Regions from separate parts of the Homo sapiens genome. Here region 2 is linked to region 1. Evidence: chromatin contacts called from ENCODE Hi-C data. All regions are on one chromosome and are shown on one strand. The core of a region is the stretch at or near the end of the contact, and the rest is flanking DNA. Distances in the headings are between cores, read along the strand shown.

What was found. Hi-C counts contacts between places; a loop is a spot of excess contacts on that map. Pooled maps may share reads with other maps.
Region 2: a pooled map shows a loop between it and region 1 (5-fold over the local background). The contact joins the enhancer-like site here to the promoter of C16orf95-DT in region 1. A Hi-C loop is called at or near these places in 2 of 37 single-sample maps with no recorded cell type and 5 of 50 pooled maps.

Annotation. Positions count from the first base shown.
Region 1 is chr16:87,314,582-87,320,229 of GRCh38, forward strand. It overlaps C16orf95-DT (C16orf95 divergent transcript), which reads left to right and starts at 2,928. Exons shown (of 2, transcript NR_135180.1): 1 at 2,928-3,141; 2 at 3,276-3,462. C16orf95 (chromosome 16 open reading frame 95) reads right to left here and starts at 2,811. Exons shown (of 7, transcript NM_001195124.3): 1 at 2,510-2,811; 2 at 1,191-1,242; 3 at 390-515. The coding sequence starts at 2,661. LOC124903787 (small nucleolar RNA U13) reads left to right here and starts at 139; the gene lies at 139-242. RefSeq lists enhancers at 632-1,132, 2,389-2,838.
Region 2 is chr16:87,847,803-87,853,450 of GRCh38, forward strand. It overlaps SLC7A5 (solute carrier family 7 member 5), which reads right to left. Exons shown (of 10, transcript NM_003486.7): 2 at 3,922-4,047. Among named protein-coding and RNA genes, the nearest start is that of MIR11401, 3.3 kb to the right of the region's middle. RefSeq lists enhancers at 1,572-2,478, 2,341-2,635, 2,479-3,384, 4,291-5,196, 5,197-5,648. Within about 2 kb of position 2,374, at least 6 of the 41 ENCODE cell types and tissues checked have a DNase peak (open chromatin) inside an H3K27ac peak, as active enhancers do.

The DNA.
Region 1 (5,648 bases), core at 1,678-4,177:
GATGGTGGTGGTGGGTTCAGGGGGGAATACCTACGGCAAGACTTACCACATTGTACATTTGACACACGTGCAGTTTATCACATGCCAATCAAACCTCTAGAAGTCTAGTTTTTAGAAAAAACTGTTTAAAAATCACAGATCCTTTTATAGTTCATAAGCATGATAACTGGGTACTCATGCACATGTGTGAGGTGTGCCTCCCTCAGACCTTGCTACAACGACAGCACATTACCCATCTGACATGAAAATAAATAAATAAATAATATCAAACTGTCTCCCTGAAATGTTAAAATATCCATTCATATAATACTTCTAATTCTGAGGGGTGACTGGTCAACTGACATTCACCCTGGACCCTAGGGGAAGACCTCCTGGTTCAAGTCACCTACCTGCTTTCGGGGTCTCAGGGACAGAGGGACCCAGTAAGGCAGTGCTGCTTCCACCCTGGACACAGGCAGGCGGCCCCCGAATCTGGTCTGGCATTCACAGCAGATGGCCCAGGGGCCAGGGTGCATCTGAGTAAGATCCAGAAATGACAGAACTGAGCTTGATGCTGCATTTGCAGGGAGACAGGAGGCTCTCAAGCACAGTAGATCCGTGCTCAGGAAGATGGTGTCCGGGGGCAGGGTCCCCAGCTCCTACTGCAGCTTGGAAAGAGGCAGGCTACCGTGGCTCGCCCTGAGGCCTCCAAGGTCATTTGGAGGGGGATCCCCCGGAGCTTGCAAATCAGGTGCGCTGGGATTCTCAGCTGCTTCCTGCTGTGCTACAATGAGCAAGTCTCGTGGTCCCCTCTGAAAATGGGCATGTACAAGCAGCTCTAGAGCTTATGCGCACATGAGTGCTGCCTTTATGGCCATCTGTCACACTCTGGTGTGCAAGAGCTTCCACATCCATCCCATGTGACCTTCGCAACACCCTCAGGCAGGAAGGAGAGGTGCTGCCATCACCTCCAGGGGCACACGGAGAAGCTGATGCCCAGAGCAGGTATATTAGGTGGCCTCCTGAACTCTGAGGTGTTGTGAGGGCCTGGGAGGTGTTCTGGAGGCCCAGGGATAGCTCCTGCAACCACACTTTTGTGTTTGGAGGATTCTCTCATGGGATGCAGCTTCTGGACCCACATTCCCTGCTCTCCTCACCCCACAGGGATATGTTGGGGTCAGGGCCAGTGGCTGAGGATTTGCTTTCCTTACCGAATGACGGGGGAGGCACACTTCTTTCTTGTAGGTTTGAAATGTGCTATTCCTAGAAGAGAAGAACAGAAAAGCTTAGGGTTTGTGTAAACTAGGGGGCAGGGATGCTAGAGCACAGGCCTGGACCTGTCTTCTCAGAACTGACTCTTAATAATAAAGCCCACGGGTGGTGGGGATGGGGGGATCCTCTGAGCCCAAGAAGAGTGAGAGGGTGACATCAGAAGCAGGCGTGTGCTAGCTCATGCGTGAATGTCTAGGGGCTCCTGGGGGCTGGCTGTCATGGAATCCTGCATTCCCAAGCCAACCAGCTTCAAGCTGACTCCAGCTACACTTGTGCTTGGAGCATCAGAAAAGACAGGAGCATTCCAACCTGCTGAGAACTTTCCAAGACATGTAGCTGCCAATCACATCACCTAGGATGATCTGTCAGACACCCTCAACTTACTGAAATACTGAAGAAAAAACATCGTCAAACTGTCCATTAATGAACCTCCTTCCACTATAAAAACCCGGGTGCTTTGTCTCTGGGATGACAAAGCACTTGGGGTTACACAGCCTGTGTGGCTCTTCCCTGTTCCACTCCCCAACAAACTGCTTGAATGTTGGCTGGATGAAGCGTCTCCAGTGGGTGCAAAGCCCTGCTTCCCTGACAGTAGTGGGTCAAAGTGCTTTGTATGTGGAAACCGTAAGAGCGATATAAGTGTTTTTGGGTTTCATTGTCATAATAACCATTATTATTATTGCTATTTTTGTGAGAGTAATAGGTTCACGCATCAACTCTCCCAGATAATGCTTGAAAACAGAGGATGGGGCACTGCCCTCCACAGCATCCGAGGCCCCTTCTGGTAATGACAGCACTGCTATATTCCTGGTGGGGAGGGGGGGGGCCACAGCCATCTCAGTCCTTGTAGTTCAGGTGGGCCAAACTCACCACTGCCCAGCCTGGAAAGCTGGGAAAAAAAAGAATCTCCTTTTTGTTGAGGTTGATAATCTGATAACATGTAAACCTCAGGAGGTCCTGGTGATCATCTTGCCTCCACAAGGGAAGCCAGCAAAAAGGAAGGAAGCTGAGAGATGGAGAGAAACCTTCCAGGACCATGGTCAATGTGTACCTGGATACATCCATGCCTGAAGGCCTACTTCTGACATTTTCAGTTATGTGGAACCATCAGTTGCGTTTTTGTTAAGCCAATGTAAGTGAGGTTCCTGTGGGTGGCGGTCAAGAGTTCTGCCTGTGCATAGGTCATGGAGCAATGCCGGGCCGGGAACTCACAGGCGAGGTGTCGGGTAGCCGCGGGCAGGATTCAGGACTCACTTGCCTGCCATCCTGCGCGCTGGGTGTGAGTGCCAACCTGCAGAGCCCGACGCACCCCGCGCCCGGCCCCCCGGCAGCAGCGCCTGAGGCTGCTCCAGTGGCCTCATGATGATGGTGACAACGCCGCGGGGACGGTGGGGACCGGCTCGCACGCATATGGCTTCTTATGGCTGACGCGCCCTTTCACACACACATCGTCCGCAGGCCCTGACGCCCTGGCTCCCGCCTTTCCCTCCTGCCCCAGGAGGAACCCAACCCGAGCTCAACCCCAGCCCCAACCTCAACCGCTCAGAGGAGCCCAACAACGCCCGCGCGCCCGCCCGTCCCGCTGACTAGCCCGCGCCCAGCCAATCAAAATTGGCCTTCTAGGTATGTGACCTTAGCTGGCAGCTGATTGGTCCCTCACGAGAGACGCGGGGTCAGCGGCTCAGAGCGCGGCTGTGTGGGGCTGCGGGGCTCCCGCCATGCCCGCTGGGGTAGGTCCTGCGGACCCCGGCCACTGGAGCCACTCATCATTTCCGACGGATGGGCCGGAGGGGCCGCCGGCCGCCCCAGCCAGGGTCTCGGTAGCCTGCAAGGAGAGAAAGAGGTGGGAGCAGCCCGCGCGGGGCCCTGCGTCTTGCATAGGCGCTTCTGGTAAAATCACTCCTTTATCTCAGATAATGAGTTGGCGCTGGATCGCTGCGTCCTCAGGTGGGGCTCGAATCGTGACTTTTAGAGAAATAGGTTTTCTTTCTTTTTTTTTTTTTTTAACAACATGGGGTTTAAAGGGCGCGGAATTGGAAGCAGTCGTCACCCGGAGGCCTGGGCGTGCAAGCACCGAAGCTCTGGCTGGCCCTGAGCCTCCCCACCCCACCCGCTCTTTTCGCTGGAACGCGTGTACTTTGGGCAGTTGCTGACGTGGAGACAGGACGTATGTCTTCATATTTTAGTAAAACCCAATGCCCTCTGCCTCTCTGATTATGTTCTTTAAGTTATCGCCAGTTCCAATTTGTATTTCTTGGAAACGGTTGGGTCTTCCCTCACTTTTCAGTATTTTCATGTAGACTCAAATACTCTGGATTAATATTTGTATTTGCCCAAACCATCACGAGCACCTCTTACCCTGATGGGCAATACTTCAGTGTGCTGCGTTCTGGCCACAGAGCAAACAGGGTGCTCCCAGGCACTGCCCTCTCGGATTTCTTGCCTTGTTATTTAATCATTAAGATCGTGACCTATGAGCAGGACTGTTTCCAGCCAGCACATACACATGTCCTCTCCTGGCCAGCATCCATGCTGATTAGACGGTGCCCCTGCCATACTAGCTGCCTAATATTTCAGATACCCCACCCCGTGTGTGTGTGTAAATCATGTCACTGCCCTCTTTGTAGCTAATGACAAAATTCCAAGAGTCACCATTAGCCTAGCACATTATGCCTGTCTCATTTCTGCCCACTTTGGAGCACTCGGCTTCTCTGCTGTTTTCCTCCAGAGCACACTGAAACACTGCCATAGCACAGCAGGGCATAGAAGACAGGCTCATGCTCCCCTGGACGCTCAGGCCTTCACCTCGGGCACACTAGGTCTTGTCATTCCATGTCAAGAATAGCTCTTCACTGCCCTCACCCACCCAAGAATGGCTAAAATTAAAAGGACTGACAATACCTAGTTTGTCGAGGATGTCACAGCTGGAACCCTCATACATGGCTCATGAAATTGATAAAACCACATTGGCAAACTGGTAGTATTTACAAAACCTAAACATATGAATACCTGATGACCAACTAATTCCTCAACTCACCCAAGAGAAATGAGAGCTTATGTGTACCAGAAGACATGAACAAAACTACCCACAGCAGCTTTCTTCCTGATGGCCCCAAACTGGAAATGATCCAGATGTCCATCCATAGGAAAAAAAGATTTTAAAAAGAAAGTATGGCATGTTCACAGAGAGGAAATTCTGTACAACAATGGAAATGGGCACACAACCACAACCCACAACAATGTGGATGAAGTGTACAATGAAGTCAGACCCCAGAATGTACAGACAATTCCATGTGTGTGATGTTCAAAACCAGGAAAGCAAATCCATCATGACACAGGCTGGGGATGTGAAGGAAACTCCAGCCACCCTGCCCCTGTGCTCTGAGTAACAAGGCCTAGATCCCAATCCTTGCTCTGCCTCTTATCAGAGACAGGTATCAGACAAGTTGCCTAACTTTTCTGAGCTTCAGTTTTATGTCTAAAATAATGATAACCATAGAACCAATCCCAAGGAAGTTTCAGAAGATCAAATATGAAAGAGCATGAAAGGTGCTCAAAAACCAGGGACTGTCATGGTAGCTCACATCTGTAATCCCAGCACTTTGGGAGGCCAAGGTGGGAAGATCTCTTGAGCCCAGGAGTTTGAGACCAGCCTTGGCAACGTAGTGAGACCTCATCTCTGCAAAAAATTTAAAAATTAGGCATGGTGGCACATGCCTGTGGTCCCAGCTACTTGGGAGTTTGAGGTGGGAGGATCACTTAAGCCCAGGGGGTTGAGGATGTAATGAGCCATGATTCCATCCAGCCCGGGTGACAGGGCCAGACCCTGTCTCAAGGAAAAAAAAAAAAAAAGCCAGACAGAGTCCAGCACACGTCAGTTTGTGACGTGAGTGTGCTTCAGGCTGGAAGTTTGGCCACTACCACTGCCTGTTTTAGGCTTTTGTTTCCAAAGCCCCCAAGTAGAGGGAAAGAGGAGCAGAATGAGATCTTTGTGAACCCAAGGTAATGGGTACCCAAGCCAAACCCACAGAACCTCCTTGATCCCAGGGAGAGAGTTGCAGGTTCCTCCCAGATCACACCTCCCCAGGCAGCCTATACCCAGACAGAAGCAGGGTTCCTGGGCACAGTTGTGTGGTTTCTTCACTAATCAAGGGTCCCTTGCCAAGAACACAAGTGAGGCTTGCATTTATCCTGTGCTCAGCTAACCAAGTCATGCACCCCAGCCTGGGCCTTAGCCTGCTCCAAAGCAGCGCCATATGTGAACTTACACAGGAGCACCCTGGGCTAGTGGTGGCCCTGCAGAGAGGCCTGACACCTGAGCAGCAGAAGCTACCACCAGACCAGAGGGGACCATCAACCTGGCTAGACAGGGCAGAGAAGCAGTGGGCCACTGAGGC
Region 2 (5,648 bases), core at 1,124-3,623, 530 kb after region 1:
CCCTACTAGCTGAAGAACCAAAGGAAAACCATCATTTCAAAACTGTCACGTGACACACAAATGCAGGCCCCTGCCCCACAGCCCAGTGGCACACACGTATTTACCGCCTGGGACACGGGACCGTCCAGAAGTGCCCTACTCATAGGTGTAGGTCACATCCAGGGGTCTCGGCCACCGGGACCCAGGGCCCAGCAGCTCAGCAAAGCCATTCAGCCGGGGTCTGAGCCCTGCCCAGGGGAAGCATTTTCCCCTCCTGGGGTGAAGGACAGCAAGAGGCACGCCGCCCTGGCAGGCTGCGGCTTTCTTTCCTTTTTGTGGACAGAGTGAAAGGGCAAATTTGCTCCAGGGGAATACTGACCTCCAACAGTACAATGTGGGAGGAGAAGGAAAAGAAAGTTTTTATGCAACCTTTTTTTTAAATCTGCCCAACTATCCAATCTGTAACTGTTCAAGGAGAGATTAGTTTGTTCTGCCGCTGACGGCTGCAGCCCAAGCAAAGCACAAAGCGCCCCATTGTGTCCTCCAGGAGGGACGTGCTGCTGCTGCTGGGCTGGGACGGCAGAGCCTGTGCCCTCGCTCCCACCCTCCGCCCTGCAGGCGAAGGCCCAGCCACCCTCTCCTTAGGCAACAGCCTGCGAGTGGACTCATGGGACGGTGGGTCAGATCTGAACCCTCATGAGTACTGTCTCCCTTTCGAAAAGGCTGGGACTAACTGTAGAACCTCATGTGACACCTAAGCCTGCGTGTCCCCATGCCCCAGCCTAGGGGCAGCCATGACTCCCCCAAGACGCGGAGGAGGCAAGGGCTCCCGACCACTCAGGCCCCTGCAGAGTCGCCCCTGTCACTCAGCCAGCTGCCCCTCCCAGCCCGCATCTCAGGAAAGGCCCAACCCCTCAGAAGGGCTTTTCTGGTCTGCACCAGGGCCCCGCTTATTCCCCACTGCGACTCTCCCATTCACGTGCCTATGGCTCTCAGGTCCCCCCATGAGCTCTGGATGCGGGGCCATGTTCTCATTGGGACCCGGCATAGATGCGGCACACGGGACAGAAGATGGTTCTGCGGATGGCCAACTGGGAAGGGGTGATTACAAACTTCCCTGACGAGGAGGAAACAGGTCAGCCAAGGCCTACAGGACCCTAGGGCCAGTGCCTTTCCATAGCACAGGGCCCACCTGGGGGCCAAGGGCAGCAAGGAGGAGCCTTTTCAGCCCCAATGGAGCAGGGCACCCAGGGTGCGGGACAGGCAGGAACAGGTGCGTGGGCCAGGCCTGCTCTGCCAGATTTTCGCTGCATTCTCCAGACCCGGAAAGGGCCACTTGCCAGTCGTTGCAAAATTGAGGCCGGAGTCTCTGCCTTGAAGTATCTGGGGGCGCTGCTGCCAGGTGCCAGCGAGGGGAGGGGGCAGCTGCCCAAGGGCTTTGCGTCCACTGGGGGGTATAAAGTTGGACAACTGCTTTGGGAGAAAGGGGTCAACACAATGTATCTTCTAAAAGCAAGGCATTCATCTGGTAACAAAATAAATCTGTTGAAGCCAAACAGGAGACAGGAATTCTGCAGACACTGCACTGTATCCCAAAGCTCAGAAGGGAATTGCTGGGGGGAGCACGGTGGGAGGACGCTTTCAACAGCTAACGGAATTATAAACCTATTATGTATTCAAGTCGAACAAAAGCTCTTTGCTCTCCCTACCGAAATTTGTTTTTACAAAAATCACGTTCCCCTCCTAAATCTTTCCTGGCTATCTGATGAGCGCAGCCAAGCAAAGGCCTTCACGAGCAAAGCACCCCTTCCGTGCCCACTTCTGGGAGGCACAGGATGGATTTGTCTCCTGCCCGTAAAATGTCACTCAGGCCCAACCACCTCCCTGGGCAACTTCTGAGTGCCCGGGAGCCATGGAATGAGCTCGTCTTGCCTTGAGTAAGGTGCCGGAACCTGAGGTCCCAGGAAGGTTCAGAATTGGGACTTCCTGCCAGCCCTGTCCTGCCAGCTCTTGGGTGGCTCTGGTACCCCGGGCGACTCTGAGAATCCCTGGTCAGACACATGCATGGGGGATGGGCTCGAGCTCCTGAAGGATTGACCTGGGCAACCTTCCAGAGCCACCTGGGAATCAAGTGGGACTTCCCCTCGACGATGAGGCAGGTAACTAACACCTGCTGCAGACTTTGTACAGATTGATACATTTGATAAAGACAGTCTGGCCCCAGCCCCTGGAGCTCGCCTCGCTGTGGTGAGGTCAGTATAGCCCGGCACTGCATCCCCCTGCAGGCCCAGGTTACCTGCTTGGTGTGGAGACCCCTCCCCAGCTGCAGCCAGACTTTGTCCTAAGGCGAAGTGCCACGTACAGCCAGCAGGGGGCGCCAGGAGCAAGGCGGAGGCTCAGCTAAAGCTGCGTGCTGGGTGCTGGGTGCTGCGGGGCACTGTTCAGTTCACAGCCCACCAGTGGCACGGTGCACACAGGAGAGCCTCCCAGCCCTGAGGCAGGGCCCCACACAGGAGGAGGCAGCGTCCTTGTGTCTGCATGTTTTGGCCTGGCCGTGCATGGGGGCGGGGCAGCTCACAGCTTGCTGGGTGAGGACCTTCCTGCCTCTAGGAGCAAGGTCCTTGCCCTGTCCTCTGCAGCCCTGGGGTCCTACCTGCCTCCCCTACAGCCATGTGGGACCAGGCAGCCTCTCTGCAGCCATCGGTGACTGCGAGTCACCAGAGCGTGCATCCGCCGGGTGCCTGCACTCAGCGAAAGCTCCACAGCTCCAGGACTGGGATCATCTCTACCTGAGGCTCTGGGAGAGAAGAGAAGGAGGCCAGCTCCTAACTGCTCTGCTCCTAGGCTGGCTCCAACATGGATGGAGACAAACTCAGAAGGAACTGCAGACAGAGGCATCCCTGCTGGACTCAAGCAACAGGGCCCCCCACTTCAACTGTACCCAACCACGGGTGGGATCCAGTGCCAAGGACAGTGTGTCCCAGGGTCTGTGACCACACAAATGGGAACTGCTTATGAAACCCCAGCCCGACCTCACCGCGGAATGGCAGTGTGGAAAGGGTGGAGGCTCTGCAGGCAGACACAGAACACAGATCTATGGAGTGTGTGTTAAAGGGTCCAGAGACACCCAGCAAAATACCAACTGTGTCAGTCCACGTCAACAGAGAACACAGGTGCAAAGGGGCGGGGGCTGTTTCACACTCACTCTCTTTATTCCTTCTACCAGCCCCAAGAGAAAAAGCAGCTGGGAAAAAGGCTCAGAATCAGTGATTTCCCCAAGATCACACAGCACAAGACCAAAGTCTGGGCCAGCCAGCCTTAAAACCTGTGCGCCAGACTGCTCTCACCTGTTCCCGAATGCTAACAGTGGACACGTCTGAGTGATGGGGTTACCACGTTTGTTTTGTTTTCCATGCTTACCTCATCTTCTTTAAAAAGCAGACAGAAACACAGAGACAATCCCACACCTGCCCATGGAATGATGAATGAATCACAGCATGACCAGGAGCATGGCCCCGTCGGGGGTGGGTGAGGGGCGACAGCACGTGGGACTCTGACAGACCCAGGGTGAGATGGCTCGGGTGAGGTCTGCATGGCAGGCATAGCCCCTGCCAGGCCTGGAATGTTCCACATCGCCCCCAGGTGAGGTTACAACGCATCAGCTGGGCTCTCAAGATTCACAGACATCGCAGCGTAAAAAACAAGAAAAACTGCCAGAGCCCCTCCCAGTGGTGGCCACGCTGTCCCACGGGAGCACTCCTGTGTCCCCCTCTGGGTCGGATTTCACTTGCTGGGTGATTTTCCCAGAGGGAAATCTCCACGTTGTACAGCACTGCAGAGCTGCGGACTGGGAGGCACCCGGGGACGGGACCTCATGCCCTGTGAAGGACACACAGGCAAAGCCTCGAGGGGCCGCCGGTGGGGCCTGGGGGACGTACTCACCCTTCCCGATCTGGACGAAGCCCAGCAGGATGATCAGGGCCAGGGCCAGGAGCTTGGCGGCGGCAAAGGCATCCTGGACCCGGGTGGCGGCCTTCACGCTGTAGCAGTTCACGGCCGTGAGCAGCACTGTGGAGACAGAGGGCAGCGGTGAGTTCCACGGGCAGACAGACGCCAGCTCAGGGGTAGGCTGGGAGGTGACGACCCCACCCCCACCCCAGGGCCAGGTCCACCAGAAAAACAAGCTCCTTAAACAGCTCCAGTCCCCTGCCAGCCCTTAGGGCACGTTCTGACTTTCTGAGACCTGTTTTGATAAACTTCGCAGTCCTTTCAGGTCTAAGGGCTGGATCCCAGGTGCCCCTTAAGATCTGCAAGGGACCTTTCCTCACCCCCCACCACACCAGGCCATGGAGTCCCACCTGTAGTCAGGACTTCAAGTGGGGTCACTGCCTCCAGAGACCCAGGTGAGCAAGGTGACCCTGCCACTTGGAAGGCGCCCATTACACCTTTTTGTACCTACTCAGCACCCTGACCTGACTGTGAGACCCACGCACAGCCCGACTGCCGGACTCCATGAGGGCGGGGCCCTTTCCTCAAAGAGGATCTTCTGTGGATTCCAACAGAAGTGGGGTGTCCCGCTTTCCCGGAACTACCTGGCCAGTCACCTGGGGACGGCAGCCTGGGAGGGGCCACAGGGGCCTGTGGTGAGCAGAGCAGACCCTGCTGCCCTGCTGCTTTGGGGGCATACGATGAAACCCAAAATAGCACCGTGTGCTTCAGAAGCCTGAGTGACCCCACACAGATGGCCAGAACGCCTGCCCCAGGAGGCGCTGAGATGTGGGGTCAGGCACGCTCAGACAGGTCTCCAGACACCAGCACGTCCTCCTGGGCCCTGTAAGGCACCCAGCTCTGAGCCTCTGTGTGTGTGTGTGTGTGTGTGTGTGTGTGTGTGTGTGTGTGTGTGTGTTGGGGGTTCTGTTGCAATATATAGGCACGCTGAGCCACTGTGTGTGTGTGCGTGTGTGTGTGTGTTTTGGGGGGTTCTGTTGCAATATGTGCGCACGCTGAGCCACTATTCAGGGATCTGTGAGCTGGTGGGGAAACAGCCACCCCCACAACTTAAAATGAAGTAAAATCATATTAATCCCGAGGCACTGACTCCACGACACCCCTCACTGCCTGCTGCACTACCCTTCACTCCTCTGCTCACGAGGTTATCTGTCGCTGTCAGCAGCTTGAAATCTGCCAGTGGGAACGTCTACACCCCAGAAGTGGGCAAAGGCCCAGCACGGGCCACCCACACAGCTCAGATCTCACAGCCCTCCCGGCACCGCACCACTAAGACTGCAGGAAGGTGAGAGCATCAGAAAGGCCGTGGGCTCCTCTTCTCTCTTTCCCCTTGGGAGTAACGCTCAGAAAGGTCTGGCCAGCCAAGGCCTTGAGGACTCCAGTGGCTTTTCCCCAGCTGAACAAATCCTGTGGAATCTTACAATGTAAGCAACAGACCCCGAGGAAAGACATCCATGCTAATTAACTAATGACACCGGAAACGTCCTGAGGTGCGGGACGGGCTGCCGCCTGCCTATCTCTCAGAAATTAACCACCCCGCTACAATTCTGTGGATGCCAGAGCGGAGACGGCTACTACACACCAGGAAAGTCTGGTTGAAAAATGTCTGAAAGTCAGTGTTTTCGCTGCTATTCCTAAAATAAAATACTTGAAATTCCGGA